Regions from separate parts of the Homo sapiens genome. Here regions 2 and 3 are each linked to region 1. Evidence: chromatin loops called from intact Hi-C (ENCODE). Cell type or tissue: psoas muscle. All regions are shown on one strand. Links, peaks and the distances in the headings refer to the core of each region. The heading gives the core; the rest is flanking DNA.

Evidence for each region. A loop is a pair of places that touch in the nucleus more often than their neighbours do. Peaks named below come from ENCODE experiments on the same cell type or tissue, not always from the same donor. Only the 100,000 strongest peaks of a DNase experiment are listed, where the experiment ranks them.
Region 2: it touches region 1 in a loop (5-fold over the local background); 34 of 110 quality-filtered maps call a loop at or near these places.
Region 3: a loop joins it to region 1, with 9 times the contacts of the local background. A loop is called at or near these places in 32 of 110 quality-filtered maps.

Annotation. Positions count from the first base shown.
Region 1 is chr22:20,693,844-20,700,787 of GRCh38, reverse strand. It overlaps LOC107985584 (a long non-coding RNA gene), which reads right to left and starts at 5,252. Exons shown (of 2, transcript XR_007068010.1): 1 at 5,040-5,252; 2 at 3,859-3,983. It also overlaps the pseudogene BCRP5. RefSeq lists an enhancer at 3,440-4,056. In psoas muscle, for the core only: CTCF peaks have their summits at 2,867 and 3,069 (motif pointing right); DNase peaks (open chromatin) are centred at 1,779 and 3,087.
Region 2 is chr22:20,603,061-20,610,004 of GRCh38, reverse strand. It overlaps the pseudogene SMPD4P1. Among named protein-coding and RNA genes, the nearest start is that of MED15, 99 kb to the right of the region's middle. In psoas muscle, for the core only: a CTCF peak has its summit at 3,651 (motif pointing left); a DNase peak (open chromatin) is centred at 3,584.
Region 3 is chr22:20,562,341-20,567,340 of GRCh38, reverse strand. It overlaps MED15 (mediator complex subunit 15), which reads right to left. Exons shown (of 18, transcript NM_001003891.3): 6 at 2,653-2,891; 7 at 524-874. Among named protein-coding and RNA genes, the nearest start is that of MED15, 57 kb to the right of the region's middle. RefSeq lists an enhancer at 2,714-2,763. In psoas muscle, for the core only: a CTCF peak has its summit at 2,864 (motif pointing left); DNase peaks (open chromatin) are centred at 210 and 2,860; H3K27ac peaks cover 726 bases.

The DNA.
Region 1 (6,944 bases), core at 1,182-6,181:
AATTCTAAAAGCTCTTTCTTACAAAAGGGAGAGATAAAAGCACTCTCTAGTCTGATAAAGGCCACGGTAAATATTATAGTAAGGAGGAAGTATTAATAGTATATGCTTTTTTTTCTTTTTCTTTTTTTAGAGTCAGGGTCCTGCTGTCACCCTGGCTGGAGTGCAGTGGTACGATCAAAGCCAACTGCAGCAGCCGCAAACTTCAGGGCTCAAGCGATCCTCCCGCCTCTCACCCTATAAGAAGTAGTAGACGGCCGGGCGCGCTTTTAGTCTGGGCGCGGTAGCTCACGCCTGTAATCCAGCACTTTGGGAGGCCGAGGTGGGTGGATCACGAGGTGAGGAGTTCAAGACCAGCTTGGCCAAGATGGTAAAATCCTGTCTCTACTAAAAATACCAAAAAAAAGTTAGCCGGGTATGGTGGTGCTTGCCTGTAGTCCCACCTACTTGGGAGGCTGAGGCAGGGGGAATCGCATGATCTTGGCTCACCACAACCTCCACCTCCCGGGTTCAAGTGATTCTCCTGTCTCAGCCTCATGAGCAGCTGGGATTACAAGCATGCGCCACCACGCCCAGCTAATTTTGTACTTTTAGTAGAGACGGGGTTTCTCCATGTTGGTCAGGCTGGTCTTGAACTCCCAACCTGAGGTGATCCACCTGCTTTGGCCTCCCAAAGTGCTGGGATTACAGGCGTGAGCCCCTGCGCCTGGCCCTACACCCGACTGATTTTTGTAGTTTTAGTAGAGACAGGGTTTCACCATGTTGTCCAGGCTGGTCTCAAATTCCTGGCCTCAAGTGATCTGCCTGCCCCGGCTTCCCAAAGTGCTGGGATTACAGGAGTGAGCCACCGTGCCCGGACTAAAAGGTACATTTTTAAAAAAGAGGTGACTTAAGATTTCATAGAAACCAACTTTTTGTAAAACTATGATAAGCCAAATACTTGGACCAGCCCTCACACTGAGAAGTACCAAAAATGCTGACAAAATAAAAGGATGTTTTCTTAAAGGCATCCAGGGGCTGACAAGACAGTGAGGAGCCGCCAGGCACCATCTGGGGAAACCAGAAACCAGAGAGGCGAGCCAAGCCGCTCTTGCCCTGAAAACATCTGCCCCCATCCAGCCACCCCGGGCTTCCGATGAGAACTCTAAGGCTGGTCCCCACCCCACAGAGCACCCCACAGAATTTGGGACTTATGGCCCAAATTCACACCAGTGAGAAGATTCCAAAACCTCACAGTTGATGGATTTAGTTTAAATTGGCTTTAGGCTGACAGCGCCCTGAGGTACCTGGCAGAAGGAAGCGTAAACCTAGTTTGGAGGAAGCATCTTTACCCTAGGTCTGAAAAATTCCCACAAAGTCATTTTTCCAGGACAATGAGTAATGCAGTCAAAAGTAACCACACATTCACGGAAACAATGCCCCATGAGCAAGGACAGAAAAGGCCAGCAGCAGGACCAGATCCAGAGACTCAACATCTCAAAGACCTGAGGCAGACCATGAGGCTCCTCCACTTACCTGTACTCACGGAGGGAACCGATGAGCTTGAAAGTATATGTGACGAACAGCAAACGAGAAAAAAAAATGACCTTGCAGAAAAACAGGTGTAGACATTCTAGAAATAAACAGCATTCAGCCCAATGGGTTTAACAGGAATAGGAGAATAAAAAGAGAATACCTACACTGAAGATACGTCAGAATAAATTATGCTGAATAAAGAAGAGTGAGAGGCCGGGCGCATTGGCTCATAGCCAGGGTCGAGGTCACTCTCTCCCTGAGGACTCTAGCACGGCACAGCCCCTCTGCCTCTCTCCTGGTGGTGGCGTTGAAACAGCACCTTCTGCTTTGGTCCTCTACAGGGTGGCAGAGAAGGAGGCAGTCAATAAGATGTCCCTGCACAACCTTGCCACTGTCTTTGGCCCCATGCTGCTCCGGCCCTCCGAGAAGGAGAGCAAGCTCCCTGCCAACCCCGGCCAGCCCATCACCATGACTGACAGCTGGTCCTTGGAGGTCATGTCCCAGGTGTGGGAAGACAGGCTCCAGCCCATGCAACCCCAGCCTGACAGAGGTGGCCTCTGCCTGCCCCACCCCCAGTCCTGCCCATCTTCCAACTTGCATTGTATGTGGTGGTGGCTGAGATTCAGAGACAGGGACTTGCCTAGGTTTGCATGGATGGGAGTGATAGGGGGAGCCTAGGCCACCTCCTGCTCCTGCTGGTGCACCTTGCTGGGGGCTTAAAACCACCCCAAGTGTTCAGGTGTGGTGGCTCATGCCTGTAATCCCAGCACTTTGGGAGGCCGAGGCAGGACAACTGAACCCAGGTGTTTGAGACCAGTCTGGGAAATGTAGCAAACCCCATCTCTAGAAAAAATACAAAGAAAAATTAGGCAGGCATTGTGGCACACATCTGTAATCCTAGGTATCTGGGAGGCTGACACAGGAGGATTGCTTGAGCCCAGGAGTTAGAGGCTGCAGTGATCCATGATGGAGCCACTGTACTCCAGCCTGGGGGACAGAGCAAGGCCCTGTGCATCTCTAAAATAAATAACCACCCCCCACCCAACAAGTCATGCCTTGTCAGGACCCCACCCCACCCCCGTCTCACTGTAAGGGGTTCATGACACCAGCAGGGGTTTCTAGCACCTGAGGTGGACTTGGGGACTTGGGCCCCAAAGACCTCCCCACCAGCAGCTGTGAGCCCCCCTCTGAGCCACTCTCCTCTTCCCCACTCCGCGAGGGCAGGTCGAGGTGCTGCTGTACTTCTTGCGGCTGGAGGCCGTCCCTGCCCCGGACAGCAAGGGACAGAGCATCCTGTTCTCCACCGATGTCTAAAGGTCCCAGTCCATCTCCTGGAGGCGGACAGATGGCCTGGAAACCTCTGGCTAATCAGGCTATCTGTAGAGTGGGAATCAAGATTTTCTGAGGCATCCTTGGGCCACCCCCAGGTGTCAGGCCATCTGCCAAGAGACAGCGGCCCAAAGCAGAAGGACAGGTGGCCTGGGCAGATCCCGCCCAGGTCTGAAAGCCCCAGGCTGGCCTCAGACTGTGGGTTTTCCATGCAGCCACCTGAGGGCGCCCCAAGCCAGTGCATCTCAGAGGCCAGGCCTGGCCCTGGGAGACAGAGTGAAACCAGTGGTTTTTATGAACTTAACTTAGAGTTTAAAAGATTTCTACTCGATCACTTGTCAAGATGCGCCCTCTCTGGGGAGAAGGGAACGTGACCGGATTCCCTCACTGTTGTATCTTGAATAAACGCTGCTGCTTCATCCTGTGGGGGCCGTGGCCCTGTCCCTGTGTGGGTGGGGCCTCTTCCATTTCCCTGACTTAGAAACCACAGTCCACTTAGAACAGGGTTTGAGAGGCTTAGTCAGCACTGGGTAGCGTTTTGACTCCATTCTCGGCTTGCTTCTTTTTCTTTCCAGGATTTTTGTGCAGAAATGGTTCTTTTGTTGCCGTGTTAGTCCTCCTTGGAAAGCAGCTCAGAAGGCCTGTGAAATGTCGGGGGACAGGACCTCCAGGGAGGGAATCCCAGGCTACGCACCTTAGGGTTCGTTCTCCAGGGAGAGCGACCTCGTCCCCCGATCCTGACCGCCCTTCCGGCCCACGCTCTCCTGTTTGGCTTCCACAGGCCTGGACTTCTCTGGCTTCTCTGCCCACACACTCCCTGCCCCCAGTGTCCCTGCCCCTGCCCCAGCACAGGTGACTTCATTTCTGTCCTCTCAGCTCAGTGGACTCGCTCAACTTTTGTATAAGTCTCCACTTGGTGGTAGCAGCTTGCTGATGACTTGTTTTAAAACTTTCATCCTAAATAACCTTTTGATACTTGAATATTTGTAAGTTTTATACATAGTTTCTAATTTTTTCCCCAACAGATCCAGATACCTAATAAGATGCTGGAATGTAATCCCTGGACAATCCGTGTCCTGGCAGCATTTGGTCTTCCTCTAAGCGCCTGGCTCCGCTGTTCTCAGGAGTGGGTTCTGAAGTCTCTGGAGAACAGGATACGTGGAGGGTTAGGAAGGGGCCAGGCCTAGAGACGGGAGACTCCCTCCCGGAGCAGGTGGAGGCACAGGACCATTCGCTACCCCATCTGCCGGCACCTGCGGGGGAGCCCAGGCATTGTTTGTAAACCCTCCTGACTACCTGACTCAAAGAAAACAGAAGCATGGAGGCCGCCAAGTATTTTCAAGAAATAATCCCATGAACGTGGCATCACTTTTTTAGAAAGAGGGGCTTGGGGCAGGCAGAGGAGAGAAGGGAGAGCAAACTGAGAGCCAAGTTTCCAGACGGTCCTGCAGGAGGAGAGGATGCAGCTGCGCAGAGGGAAGCAGGATCACATTTAAGGAAGTGTGTGGGGTCCCTGGATGACACCAGCACCCAGTACGGCTCTGTCTGGCAACCGCTCCCAAGGTGGCAGGAGTGGGTGTCCCCTGTGTGTCAGTGGGCAGCTCCTGCTGAGCCCGCAGCTTACTGGGGAGCCTGACAGCAGGGATATGTACCTGACACTCCTCTCTGCTTGTGGACCTGATGAGGCAGGGAGCAGAAAACAGAGCCACTTGAAGGCTTTCTGTCTGCGTCTTTGTGCAGTGTGGATTTAGTTGTGCTTTTTTCTTGCTGGGAGAGCACAGCCACCATTTACAAGCAGTGTCACCCTCATGGGTGGTGAGGACAGAACAGGAGCCTCTGCTCTCTGTACCTATCTGGGCCCAGTGGGCTCCCCTGTCCTGGCTTCCATCTCTGTCTCAGTGACCATTCAGCCCTGCGCAGGAACACATGTTGCTTAGAAAAGCCAAATCCAGCCCTTGTCTCTGCCTCCTCTGGTCTCATGATGTGCATCTGTTACCTTGAAACTGGAAACCAGTCTATCAATGTCTGTGCCAGTTTTTTATTCCCTCCCCAACCTCCTTCCCCATACGACTTTTTATTTATGTAGGATGTGTGCTGTCTAATGATGGGATGACCACACTTTTCCATGTTCTAAAAGTGCTTCTCTCCCGCAGGGTCCCAGGGCTGGTGGTTGCTTTGGGTCTACAGCTACGTCTTACCCGCCTCCTGCCTCAACAGCCTGTGTGGTGGCAAAGCCGGTGTGGGGCTGGGGAACGCAGCGTTCTCCAGGAGGGGGACCCGGCTCTCCTTCTGCAGTGCAGGCGAAGGCCTAGATGCCAGTGTGACCTCCCACAAGGCGTGGCTTCCAGACTCCCCGGCCGGAAGTGATGCTTTTTTGCCGCGGGCCCTGGGTTTGAAGCAGCCTGGCTTTCTCTTGGTAAGTGGCTGGTGTCTCAGCAGCTGCAATCTGAGCTCAGCCACCTACACACCACCGTGGCCAACACTTTCATTAAAAAGTTTCCTGAGACGACTTGCGTGCATGTTGACTTCATGATCAGCGCCGCTGGGAAGAACCCCTGAGCTTGTGGGGTGGGGCTGGAAGCAGCAGGTGCAGTGATGGGGCTGGGTGCCCAGGAGGCCTCAGTGCTCAATCAGGCCAAGGTGGCCAAGCCCAGGCTGCAGGGAAGGCCGGCCTGGGGGGTGCGGGTGAGCACAGGCAGGCACCAGCTGGGCAGTGTTAGGATGCTGGAGCAGCATCCGTAACTCCACTGAGTGGGGTAGTCTGGTTGGGGCAGGGACCGCTGTTGCTTTGGCAGAGAGAGATGATCCCCACTGGGGAGAGGCTGTTCTGACTCTGCAGGTGGGACAGGGACAGATGGCCACCAGGGTGACCCGGCTGGTCTTCCTTTGCTATGCTAAGCCCTGGGACATGGAGGATTCCTGCCACACAGCCTGGGCCCGGGTTCTTACCTGTGGCCACCGCTCTGGCACGAGCCCCTCAGTCTTGGGTGGTTTCTGCCTGGTCCGGGATTTGGTGTTGCTGCTGACTCCAGCCTTTCCACCACCTCTGCATGGGCCGTGGGTGTTGTCAGCTGCCTCCTGCCTTGGCTTCAGTAGCTCACCCAGCTTACAGGGGAGCTGCCCTGGGCTGGAGATGGGCACGCACCCTGGGTCCTACTTGAATGAATGCAGCTTGAGGAGACCCGGCCATATACACTGGGCCACAGGTTACCCTCGGCAATGCCCACATCAGCCGTCAGCCTGAGCCTCCCCAGGAGAGCAAGGCTCACACGACAAAGGCTGCCCGTGGCCAATGAGGTGGCTGAGCCCAGCCAGGACCTTTCTCGGACTCCCGGGATGTGGCTCTGCTCGTGAGCTGCCTGGTCAGCTCTCTCGGGGTGAGAGGGGCTTGTCACACGGGCCTCTGCCTGCAGTGTGACCCTTCTCAGCTTCTCTCAGCAGCCCTGCCTGCGGAGTGTCACCGCCACCATGATCATTTCCCTGACACAGCGAGGGTGGGGGGACGTCCTGGGTAGAGACAGGGCCCGTGGCAGCAGCAGGCTCAGGGGCGCCCTGCACTGGTGGGCTGGGGACCTGGTGGAGACCACGCCAAGGGCTGGACAAGGGGACGAGCCTCCACCCTGGCCTCTCCGCAGGCCTCAGCAGCCCCTCCCACAGGCAGAAGGGTTGACACTGGGTTCTGCCCTCACTGCAAGAGCTGCAAGTGCCACGTGCTGTTCTGCCCAATCTGGTGTCTGCAGGTGAGGGAAGGGCTGCCGCTGGCCCGTTTCTGAGTGTTCAGCACCTAAGGGTGACAGCACTGTCTGTCCCTACCCTCCAGGTCCTGTTTGAAGATCAAACCCATGCTCACAGGCCAATTTTTTTTTTCTTTTAGAGACAGGGTCTCACTTTGTCACCCAAGCTGGAGTGCAGTGGTGCGATTATAGCTCAATGCAGCCTCCAATTCCTGGACTCAAGGGACCCTCCTGCCTCAGCCTGCCAAGTAGCTTGGACTATAGCTGTGTGTTTTCTTATTATTTTGTAGACATGGGGTCTGGCTATGTTGTCCAGGCTATTCTCAAAATTCCCGGCCTCAAGCAATCCTCCTGCCTCGGCCTCTCAAA
Region 2 (6,944 bases), core at 1,094-6,093, 91 kb after region 1:
GGTTGTGGTCTGCCTAGGCACAAATGACAAGCGTATGGATGGATTTGAGGTCAGTGAAGCAGAGTTCAGGCCCATGGGGGATTTCGGGGACGACAGAGTTAGTGAGTCTGTGAGAGCCCGGGGAGACGAGCTGTGCCCACAGCCAGGGGTCTGTCCCGTTCACCCTGCGAAGGAGCACACGTGATTGAATGGGAATTTGAGCGCAAGATGAAAAAAACATGTGGGCCCCAAGTGCCGGTGGGTTGGGATGGCAACCACTGCATGTGATGGCGTCCCTGTTCCGCAGGAGCCACTGGAGAAGAGGGACATGAGGGCTTGGGCCAGGGCAGTGTCCAGGAAGCATCTAGCAACCCCCATGGCAGGACAGGTGACCAGGGAGACCCTGGAGGAGTGAGCTGAGGTGCTGTGAGGCTGGGCCCAGTGGGAAATGCGGGGCTTTGGGTACACATCTTTGAGAAGCAAGCAGGTGTGACTGTGGCCAGGGACTACACATGGGAATGTGGCCCAGGAGGGGTACAGAGCTGAGGGAAAAGTTTGGCTCAGCAAATCTGTGGGAAAATAGCCTGAGAGGCTTTCATGTGACTGCTGGGGGCAGGGGCAGACACTGGCCCCTCCAGACCCTCTGGAAGGACCAGGTGATGTTGGGTAAGTGAACCTGCAGGGGAAGGCAGGTTCCCAGTTCCTATGTGGATGCTGTCCCCTCCCGTGAGCTGCAGGGAGGATGTCATGGCTCAGGATCCCAGGCCAGGATCAGAGGGAGGGCCAGGGGTGAGACTGGAGGAGAAGGACCCTGGTCTAACTTCCCACCCCACTAGTACCATTCTAGTCGGGCCGTATAGGTACTGGTTTTCTCCTTCCTTCCAAAGCAATGCAAATTCATTGCCTAAATACTTAAAGATAGAGATAGAAGAAAATAGCCAGGTACGGTGGCTCAAACTTGGAATCCCAGAACTTTGGGAGGCCAAGGAAGGCAGATTGCTTGAGCTCAGGAGTTTGAGACCAGCCTGGGAAACATGATGAGACCCCTGCCTCTACAAAAAAATAGAAAAATTATCTGGGTATGTTGGTATGTGCCTCTGGTCTCCGCTACTCGGGAGGCTTTGGTGGGAGGATCCCTTGAGCCCAGGAGGCAGAGGTTACAGTGAACCGACATTGTGCTGCTGCACTCCAGCCTGGGTGACAGAGTGAGACCCTGTCTCAAAAAAAAAAAAAAAAAGAAAAAGAAGAAGAAGAAAATACCTCCATTCCCAGCCTCAGCCACTGATCTGTGGGGTGTGTCTCCTGGACCTGTGGGGACATTTTCCTGACGGGCAGACTTGAGTGGGCAGTGATGTGAGCAGTGGTCCATGTGGGTTCTGCAGCATCCCAGGATATACCCAGAGGCCGGGCCCTGCACCAGTCTCAGCATCACAGATGTGTTGAGGCCCAAAGGGCTGGGGGTAAGCATGGAGAGGCGAGCATGTCCACTCGGACTCAGGGGCCCACCCTCAGTGCCCCCTTCTCCTGCCCTCATCCACTCTTGATGCTCCCCCCTGCCCTCTCAATGCTGAGCAACCAGAGAAAGCCCACAGCCAGCAAAAAGGCTTTCCTCTTGGGTGTAGGTCTCCAGGATCCTGCTTGTACATTGTAAATCAAAAGCTTGGCCTGTTAGCTTGACTGTGCTCTTGTCTTGGGGTTTTCCTGACCACAGGTCTGTGGGCAACAGAGGAATTGATGCCCAGCGCTTCTCCCAGGGTGAGCCCTCATCCAGCTGTGTCCAGAATGAGGAGCAGATGGAAGGAATTGGGGAGAAAAGTGAAGGTTCTTATTTTTTGAACAGGGTCTTACTCTGTCACCCAGGCTGGAGTGCAGTGGCACGATCCTAGCTCACTGCACCAAGAACACCTGGGCTCAAGCGATCTTCCCACCCTAGCCTCCTGAGTCACTAGGACTACAGGTGCACACCACCATGCCCAGCTAACTTTTTAAAATTTTTGTAGAGACAGGGCCTCCCTATGTTGCCCAAGCGAATCTCGAATTCCTGGCCTTAGCCATCTTCCCTGGGAGACCCTGGATCCAGAGCTTGGGGGTGACATCGGCCTCCTCCTGCCATGAGGATCAAGATAGGCAGCAATGGCCAAGGGCACAGTCTGGCGGGCCATAGCCCTGTGCCACCCACCGCGGGTGTGCAGCGGTGCAGAAGCAGATGCGTCTGTCTCAGCGAGTTCTCCCCAGGTAGGCTGTGTGGGCGCTGGGCCAAGCACTTCCCTACCACGAGCTGGTCGCAGTTCAGACCAAGCAGTGCAAGGCACACCCGCTGGGTGTGAGGCACAGTGGTGGCCCCACTCTTTGCCTGGCTCGTGCCTCCTGTGTGGAGGCAGATCAGCTGTCCCAGGGCGGGCTGTGGTCAGACCTGGAGGCCACGTGCTGCAGCCCTTCCCAGGCCCTGACTCCTCTTCCTCCACCTAGGAGTCGTTCATGCCCACCAAGGGGCACATGCTGGTGGTGCGCCTGCCACTGAAGCACCTGCACGCCTTTGCCGACAGCCTGAAGCCAGAGCAGGTCTCACCTTTCGTCCACTCCCACACCACCAGCCCGCTGGGGGAGTTCAAACAGTGGGTGGCCCTTGCGGCTTCCAGCCGCTGCTGTCTCCTCCTCGTTCCCCTCCTCCGGTGTTGCCCACGGCGACCTCTCCCCGGGGCATGGGGGGCAGGGTGAGGGGAATCCCTTCCTGCTCACAGAGCACGTGAGGCCTCTGGAGGGCTACGCAAGTGCCTTCTCAGCTAGCCTGGTGGGGCTGCCGGCTGATCTCTGGCTCCCAGAGCCTCTCTCTCCAGACTGGCCAAAAAGGCCCCATCACGGTGCCGTCTCTTGCTCCTCCCCACCCGTCAGGAGAAGGGTTGGGGCGGGTCCTGACTCCCAGGCCCATCGGGGCTGGCAGAGTGGGCTGTTTTGTGTGGGGCTGAGGTGAGGTGTGTGCAGGAGATGCAATGGCTTGGCCGCCTGCATGCTGTGTCCTCGGGATGCTCCCTAACCTCGGTTTCTTCCTCTGAAGAATGGGGCTGAAACCAGCTCTTACCACTCAGAAGTGCCTAGTGCTCTCTCCCAGCAGAGCCAACCCTCACTAATGGGAACCCCGGGCTCATCTGTGAGCAGGGCCACCTTACTGTGCAAGCGGCTGGTGACCCTCCCCTCCTCTGCAGGCCGCTGTCCCGAGGTTAGTCCAGCAGAAACTCTACCTCTTCCTGCGGCATTGCTTTGGCCACTGGCCCTTGGACGCATTGTTCAGAGCTAGGAGTGTCGGCCCCATCACATGTGTGCCTGTGTCTTCTGTGTGCCCCAATGAGGGAGGTCCCCTGGGGTGGATGAAGGAGAACAAGTGTTGTCACAGAGACCTTGGAGAGGAGGGGGCCTTGGAGGGCCACGTTGTTCTTTCTGTTTCAGTTTCCAAAGGCAACCCTCAGGCACAGCAAAGCCCTGCCCCATCCCACCTGTCTGGTGCCAGACAGGTTTCTACTCTTACGCAACCAGGTAGCACTGGGTCCCGTGGGCCGGGAAGAGCCCGCCCATGACCCTGGCTTCTGAAGAGCAGTGAGAGAACCAAATCTCACAGGGCTGTGCGCGTCTCTCCTGCGCCCTCTGGGGGACGTGGGAAGAGCCAACTTAGCTGCCACCTGGGTACCTGGGTTCCAGGCCATCAGAGGATTTGGCCCCAGCCACTGGGCCTTCAGCACACACCTCCCCCACAGGTCCTGGAGGTGTGGCTGAGCTACCTGCAGCCATGGTGGTATGCAGCTGACAAGCAGGCTGCCAGCAGCAACTCCCAGCCCCAGTGTGTCTGAGAAATGGTGAGCCCTGGCCCCCTCTCCTCACATGCCACTGGCTCCCCTGGGCAAATGTTGCTCCAGTGGGTGGAGGCCAAGACAGCGGCCTGTGCTGGGGTCAGCCTGGCCCTGGCCCTCTCCCAGCTGCTGCTGAGTGGAGCACAGACCAGCCCTTCCTAGGCTCAACTTCGCCAGGCCCTAGAATGGGTTTCTCATGGAAGCAGTGGGTGACCTGTCCCCTCTCCCTTCTGGCCCAGACAAATTTTCATGGTGACCCCCAAACTGTTCCTTAACCCTTCCTTACCAGCACAGAGCAGACCAGTGGCCACCTTCCCCTCATCTCCTGCTTGATCCTCACAGCAGACCCCCCCAGGCTTCCATGGCACCTGGCGTGGCCACTGACCTCTCCTTTCCTTGCCCGAGGCCTTCCCCTTTGGACCCTCTGGGGGATCCTCCCTCAGCCCCCTCAGGCTCTGGGCTGGCCTCTGCCATGGTGGCTTCAGTCCTCTTGGAAAGGGGCCTCAGGCCTGCTAAGGATGCAGCAACCTCAGAGGGCCTGGGTCTCACCTGCCTGTGTCCTGCCCTCCCTGCCTGCCAACAGTCTCCTGAGCTGTCATCCATAACACTGCACAGTTAAGGCTGAGACCGGCTGGACCCTGCCTGCCCTGCAGCCACCAGGCACCAGGCACTGGGTGGAAGACCGCAGGTATACCCACAGAGGGGGTCTGCACAGACCAAGCTGCGGGCCCATGGCACCACAGTTTCTCCCTGGCAACTCGTGGCAGCATCCTTGGGAGGCGGTCTTGGTCTCTGGCATGCGTTTGTCTTGGCTGGGTTGGACATTGGCTTCTGTCACTCCTCCTGGTGTTTGCCCTCCTGCAGACACTGTCGGGGGCTCTGTGAGCCACCAGCTCCCTCATTTGCCCTCCCCATGTCGGCCACCTGCTACATGGGAGACACTGCTGGGCAGGACCTCAGGAGGACACCCCTGGGTCATGGCTCCCCAGATACCTCGGAGGCATCCTGAAAACCTGTGGGCAGCAACCAGGTTCTCTGTGCCCCCGGAAGTGGGCGCTAGGTTCGTCTCCTGCCTTCCAGTTCGAGCAGCTGTTCCCGGAGCCGGAGCTCGTCATCCCCCTACCGCCAGCACCGACTCTTCACAGCCTGCACATTCGCCAGCAGCATCCTGTCATAGTGGCCACCAGTGGTCACTGATGCCTCCTTCAATGTGAAGAGTCACATCTATGGCCTGGAGGGCCAGGACTGCAAGTACACCCGATGTTCGGGCCCGAGGCTTACACCCTGGTGAGTGGGTTGGCGGTGCCCCTTCACAGGACCCCTGGAGCCACAAGGCTGAGCAGAGGCAGGGAAGTGCTGTGTTCTGGCGGGAGGGAGGGAGGTTGGGCGGAGAGTTGACGCACATCTCCTTTCCCCGTTTCAGTAAAGTCTGATTTGTTTCTGATAACGAAGGCAGTGTTGGGAAATTTCACATTTAGAAGATCATTCTTTAGTCTTTAAAAGTCCTCCAGCAGAAGCTGCTCCTCCCGTCACTCAGTGATCTGGCTGTGCACCCATCTTAGGGCCCCCAGCCAGCCTGCCTGGGTGGCAGTACAGGCGTATCCTGCCGGTGACCTGCCCTCGCCTCCCTTGCAGGTCCTGCACCTTACTCAGCTCATCACGCAGGCCAAGCACACGGCCAGGTCCATCTCGGACCAGTGTGTGGAGACTCCAGCTGGCCACTCCTTCCTGTTGTGGCTGGGCTTTGGCCCCACAGACACCAACGGCTCCTATTCAGCCATGACCTGGGCGAGATGGGGCAGGACAGCGTCCAGAAGATGGACGAGTGCCTGGAGGAGGCCCTGGCGTACCTGCGCCAGATATTCCGAGTATGAGCAATGGGGCCTGTTCCACGGCCGTTAGGGTCCCCTTCCCCGAAGGATCCACTCCCCCTTTGCCCATGGTCAGCATGCATCCGTCCCAGGCCCCATGCAGATGAACCCGGTGTTGTGGGAGGCAGGCCCACACCCCGAGTGTCATGTCCGGGTGCTCTCGTTGCCACTGTTAGAGGCTGGTGGGGTGAAGACTGGTGTTCCTTTGCCTTGACACTGAGGGCAGAGGAGCTTCTCTCTCTCTGGTAGCTCAGTGAAGTGCAGCTCACGCAGAGTCTCTCACACTTGCCTTGGACACCATCCAGGATGAGAATGGAAAGAAGCAGCTCCGGACTGCATCGCGGGTGAGGACAGACTCATCCCCACGCCCCTGGGCCAGTACCAGGTGAGAGGCCCAAGTCCCAGAGGTGCATGGGTTGGGCCCTGACGTGTCCCCAGCTCCCTCCTCCCCTGTGAGCAGAGATGGCTTGGCTCTTCTGAGTTGTGTGCAGGGGCCATGTTTCCTTTTCTCTTCTTTCTTTTTTTTGAAACAAGGTTTCCCTCTCTTGCCCAGGCTGGAGTGCAGTGGCATGATCTTGGCTCACTGAAACTTCCACCTCCTGGGTTCAAGCGATTCTCCCACCTCAGCCTCCTGAATAGCTGGGATTACAGGCACATGCCACCATGCCTGGCTAACTTTTTTTTTTTTTTGAGACGGAGTCTTGCTCTGTAGCCCAGGCTGGAGTGCAGTGGCGCAATCTCGGCTCACTGCAAGCTCCACCTCCTGGGTTCACGCTATTCTCCTGCCTCAGCCTCCTGAGTAGCTGGAACTACAGGTGCCCGCCACCAAGCCCAGCTAATTTTTTTTTGTATTTTTTTTAGTAGAGACGGGGTTTCGCAGTGTTAGCCAGGATGGTCCTGATCTCCCGACCTCGTGATCCACCTGCCTCAGCCTCCCAGAGTGCTGGGATTACAGGTGTGAGCCACTGCACCTGGCCAATTTTTGTATTTTTAATAGAGACGGGGTTTCATCATATCGATCAGGCTGGTCTCTAACTCCCGACCTTGTGATCCGCCCGCCTCGGCCTCCCGGAGTGCTGGGATTACAGGCATGAGCCACTGCACCTGGCCAGGGCCATGTTTTCTGGCCCAACCCTATAGCCTGGGTTTCTAGATCATCAACAGGCTGCAAAGGTTTGAAATTGAGTACCAGGGGGACCCGGAGCTGCAGCCCCTCTGGAGTTATGAGATTACCAGCTTGGTCTGAGCATCC
Region 3 (5,000 bases), core at 1-5,000, 130 kb after region 1:
TTGTGCAGAGATACAAAATGAAACTAGGAATAACAGTATTTTATATTAATACTCCTCTCAAAAATATAGTAATGAACTTTGTTCTCCTGAGACTTGGCAGAGTGTAAAGGAAAAAAAAAGATATTTGCTTAGAACATTAACTCTGAGTAGTTGGCAAACCACCAGACACTGACGGAGCTGGCACATCCTTTCATGTGGTGCTCATCAGTCGAAGTGCTCACACCCTGAAAGGGCCCACAGAACTGCTGCAATCAGCCACACTGCTTGGAATGCGACTTGGTGCCCCAGTAGCAGCAGCAGTACCCTGTGCGGGGTGCAGAAGCAGCTCTCAGAACACAAAATGCAAAACACATGCTTCCCTGCTGAGCCATGCTAGAGTCGGCAGGGCTGGCAAGGGGTGGGGGCTGCCTGAAGTCTCAGCACTTGAAGAATAGGATATGCTATCTCTAGCCAAAGAGCCTAGAAACTACTGCTGACAGAGCCACGGGCTGCATGTGCTCCACTGTGGGCCACAGGTACTCACAAATTTCAGTGGTGGTTGGGTATACAACATTTGTCCAGGGAGAGCTTGCGCCTGTGACACCAAAGGCTGGGTCTGCGACTGTGGCGGGAGTTGTGATGGTTGGTTCTGAGCAACTGGAGGCTGCTGGGGCTGTGGTGGCGGCTGGTGGTGCTGTGTGTGATGCATCTGCTGCAGCTGCTGGGGCAGAGCCTGGGAGGGCGGAGGCTGTGGCTGCTGCATCGGTGGCTGCTGAATTGGTGGCTGGGCCTGCAAAGCCTGCTGCTGCTGCTGCTGCTGCTGCTGCTGCTGCTGTTGCTGTTGTTGGAGCTGCAGCTGTGCTATTCGCTGCAGCTGCTGTTGCTGCTGCTGTATCTAGAGACAGAACAAGCAGCACTCGGTTATCACTCATCTGCCTCTGTGGCACCAGCTCCTCCCTGTGACAGTCTGGGCCTCAGGAAGCCCAGGTGGCCATCTGCAGAGCCATCAAGAAAGCCTTCCTGGCTGGGTGCAGTGGCTCACGCCTGTAATCCCAGCACTTTGGGAGGCCGAGGCGGGCAGATCACCTGAGGTCAGGAGTTCGAGACCAGCCTGGACAACCTGGCGAAACCCCGTCTCTACTAATAATACAAAAATTAGCCAGGCATGGTGGCTCACACCTGTAATCCCAGCTACTTGGGAGGCTGAGGCAGGAGAATCACTTAAACTGGTGGGGCAGAGGTTGCAGTGAGCCGAGATCACACCACTGCACTCCAGCCTGGGCAACAGAGTAAGAGGCAAAAAAAAGTCTCAAAAAAAAAAAAAAAAAAAAGGCCTTCCTGGGCTGACAGGCTGACCTCTCACTCACACGGGGAGGGGCACATCTCCCACAGAAAGGCTCTGGGCCCCCCGAGGCCAACACCAGCTGCCTTCCTGACACCGGGGAGGCACCAAGTGTGTGCCTGGGCTCTGGTCTACCATTCCACTAGGATGGTTCAAAGGGCATACCTAGAAACTTCAGCAAAAGATGACAAGGAATAGGTACAGCTCCATGGAAGCTAGGATAAAAGCTGGGGCAACTGCAGATTTCTGAAGCCTCTGCAACGATGCTTGCTTTGCCCCTATAGGTCAGTGGCATGAGCCTCACGGTGACGGTCAAGGTCTGCTTGTCAGCAGGAGAAGGAAAAGTGTGGCTGCAGATGCACTGTCAGCTCTGGGAGAGGGGTGCCAAGATCCAGAGAAGCCCAGCTAGCTGAGGCCTGAAGGGGTGGGAGGGTGGTGGGGCCCTTTGGGGCTTTCCTCTCCCAACCAAGACCTGCTGTGAGGGCAGATGTTTAACACGTCTAGACTCTCTATGGAAACCATGGGAAGCTGAACAACTTCTGAGAAGCAGTGCTGCTAACATGACATCACCATCACCTCATGCAACACCAGCTGGAGGTCGACTAACACTGAGCCCAGAACCCAAGACACAGAGGTAAACAGGAGGCACATGTGTCCTCAGCCAAAATGGCCCACAATGGCTCAAGTAGTCCCAAGCCTCAGAGTGTTCGTCTCACTTCTTGCTTCAGCTCACTCTTGTTTGAATCCCTCGCAGCCCCTGAACTACACAGGAGGCCCACCGCCAGATGCCCAAGCCCAAATGGAAGGGCTCGATCACAGAACCTTCCTAGTGAGTCAGGGCCTGTTTCTCCTGCCTGTCCCAGACTTTTGTTTTCCTTTTTTATTTTTATTTTTTTTGAGACGGAGTCTCACTGCTGCCCAGGCTGGAGCGCAGCGGCGCGATCTCGGCTCACTGCAACCTCCGCCTCCCAGGTTCTAGCGATTCTCCTGCCTCAGCCTCTCAAATAGCTGGGATTATAGGTGTACGCCACCATGTCCAGCTAATTTTTTGTATTTTTAGTAGAGATGGGGTTTCACCATGCTGGCCAGGCTGGTCTTGAACTCCTGATGATCCGCCTGCCTTGGCCTCCCAAAGTGCTGGGATTACAGGCATGAGCCACTGGGCCCGGCCTTGTCCCAGACTTTTTGAGAAGCCCATGGAAAAGGGCAGGCACACGTGTCAAGAGAACCCTCGGCTGGCTCCGGGCACTGCACCCAGCATTGTGGCTGATGCCAGCCCAGGGCTCACGCTGCAGGAGGGAGGCCAAGAGCAGGAACAGGGGACCTGGTACCTGTTGCTGATTTTGATGATGCAATTTAATTAGATGCTGCTGCTGCTGCTGCTGCTGCTGGAGCTGCTGCTGCTGCTGCACTACTGCTTGGAACTGCTGCTGCATGGCACTCTGCTGAGCCTGGAACTGCTGCTGTTGCTGCTGCTGCTGCTGCTGCTGTAGCGCCGCCTGCTGCTGCTGCTGGAACTGCTGCTGTTGCTGCTGCTGCTGCAGCGCCACCTGCTGGAGCTGCAGCTGGGCTGAGAAAAGACCAGAGTCGCCAGTCAGTCCACAGGGCAGATTCCCAGAAACGCTGCAGGGCTGCACAGCAAGGGACAAAACAGCCAGCAAAAGCCCCACTGCCACGGCTGCCGCTGGAATCTGAACGTTCCATTTACCACAGACAGAAAGATAGAATACGAAGTAGCATTTGTGTTGATTTTGGGATTTCCTATCATGAGTTACTCTATAATAACCAAAGACAAAAGAAAAGGGACAACTAAGTCTTTTGGATAAATAAGAAGCCTAGACTCTGGCAATCAGTAATCTCCTCTCTGTCTCTATGGATTGGCCACTTCCGGACTCTTTGTACGAATGGCATCGAACATGTGCTCTTTTGTGACTAGCTTCTTTAGCATAATATTTACGAGTTCGCCCATGTCGTGGCATGTTATCAGTTTTTCTGTGTTATTTTTATCGCCAAATAATATTCTACTACACCGATTTCCTGTGATGAACATTTGCGCTGCTTCTACTTTGTGGCTATTATGAAAACTGCTTATATGAACAGTCAATTACAAGATTTTCTGAGGTGAGGTTTCTTTTGGGGTGAACATAAAAATGTTCTAAAATTGTGCTGATGGCTGCACAACTCTGTGGATTACACTAAAACCTACCGAGTGGAGCACTTCAGATGGGTGAATTGTATGCTAATGAGAATTATGTCTCAATAAAGCTGTATTAAAGAAATATAGAGAGATCCTTTGTATACTTTGCCCAGTTTCCTCCAATGGTAACATTCTACAAACTTACAAGGTATCACAACCACGATGTGTGCTCACTTGTGTGGGTGTGTGTACTAAGTTCTGGACAATTTAACCACCTGGGTGGGTTCAGTCACCACCAGTCAATACACTACACAGTCCCCACACCACAAGGATCCCTCGTGTTGCCACCTCTCTCAGCAACCCTGACCCGCAAACTCTGGCAACCACTGCAGCATCCTCCATTTCTAAAATTTTGTCATTTCAAAATTATACATAATATTTCAAAAATGGAACCATACAGTATGAACCTTTTTGGGATCGGCTTTTTACATTCAGCATACAGGTTGTAGTTCTAGCAACAGTACTGCCAGGGTATTCCATGGTACAAGCACCTCACAGTGTGTTTAACCGTCTACATGAAGGACATTTGGGTAACTGTAGATTTGGGCTACCACAAATAAAGCTGCTGTTAAAATTCGTGCATGGGTTTTTATGCGAGGTTTTCATTTCTCTAGGAAAAATACCCAAGAGTGTAACTGCTGAGTTGCATATTTCATTTTGAAAGAAGGTAAAACCACTTTACATTCTCACCAGCAATATATGAGTGATTCAGTTTCTCTGTCACCAACACTTGAGGCTGTCACTATTCATTTTAGCAATTCTGATGGGTGTAAGATTTTTTTTTTTTGAGGTGGGGTCTCACTCTGTTGCCCAGTCTGGACTGAAGTGGTACCATCGTGGCTCACTGCACCCTTGACCTCCTGGGCTTAAGTGACCCTCCTGCCTCAGCCTCCCGAGTAGCTGGAACTACAGGTGCATGCCACCACACCCAACTAATTTGTAAAATTTTTATAGAGACAGTCTCACTTTGTTGCCCAGGCTGATCTCAAACTCCTGGGTTCAAGTGATCCTCCTGCCTCGACCTCACAAAGTGTTGAGATTATAGGCGTGGGTCACTGTGCCTGGCCAAGTGTAAAAAATTTTTAATTTATTTTGTGACAGATTTCTAACTTTATTTGACATTCATAAAACATGTATGACCGGCGGGTCGCGGTGGTTCTCACCTCTAATCCCAGCACTTCGGGAGGCTCAGGCAGGAGGATCACTTGAGGTCGAGTTTGAGACCAGCTTGGCCAACATGGCAAAAACCCATCTCTACTAAAAATACAAAAATTAGCGGGCATGGTGGCACGTGCCTGTAATCCCAGCTACTCAGGAGGCTGAGGCAGGAGAATTGCTTGAACCCGGGAGGCAGAGGTTGCAGTGAGCCGAGATCGCGCCACTGCACTCCAGCCTGGGTGACAGAGTGAGACTCTGTCTCAAAACAACAACAACAAAAAGTATGACAATACTTTTAAATTTTCTGAAATTGTTGAAGCTTGC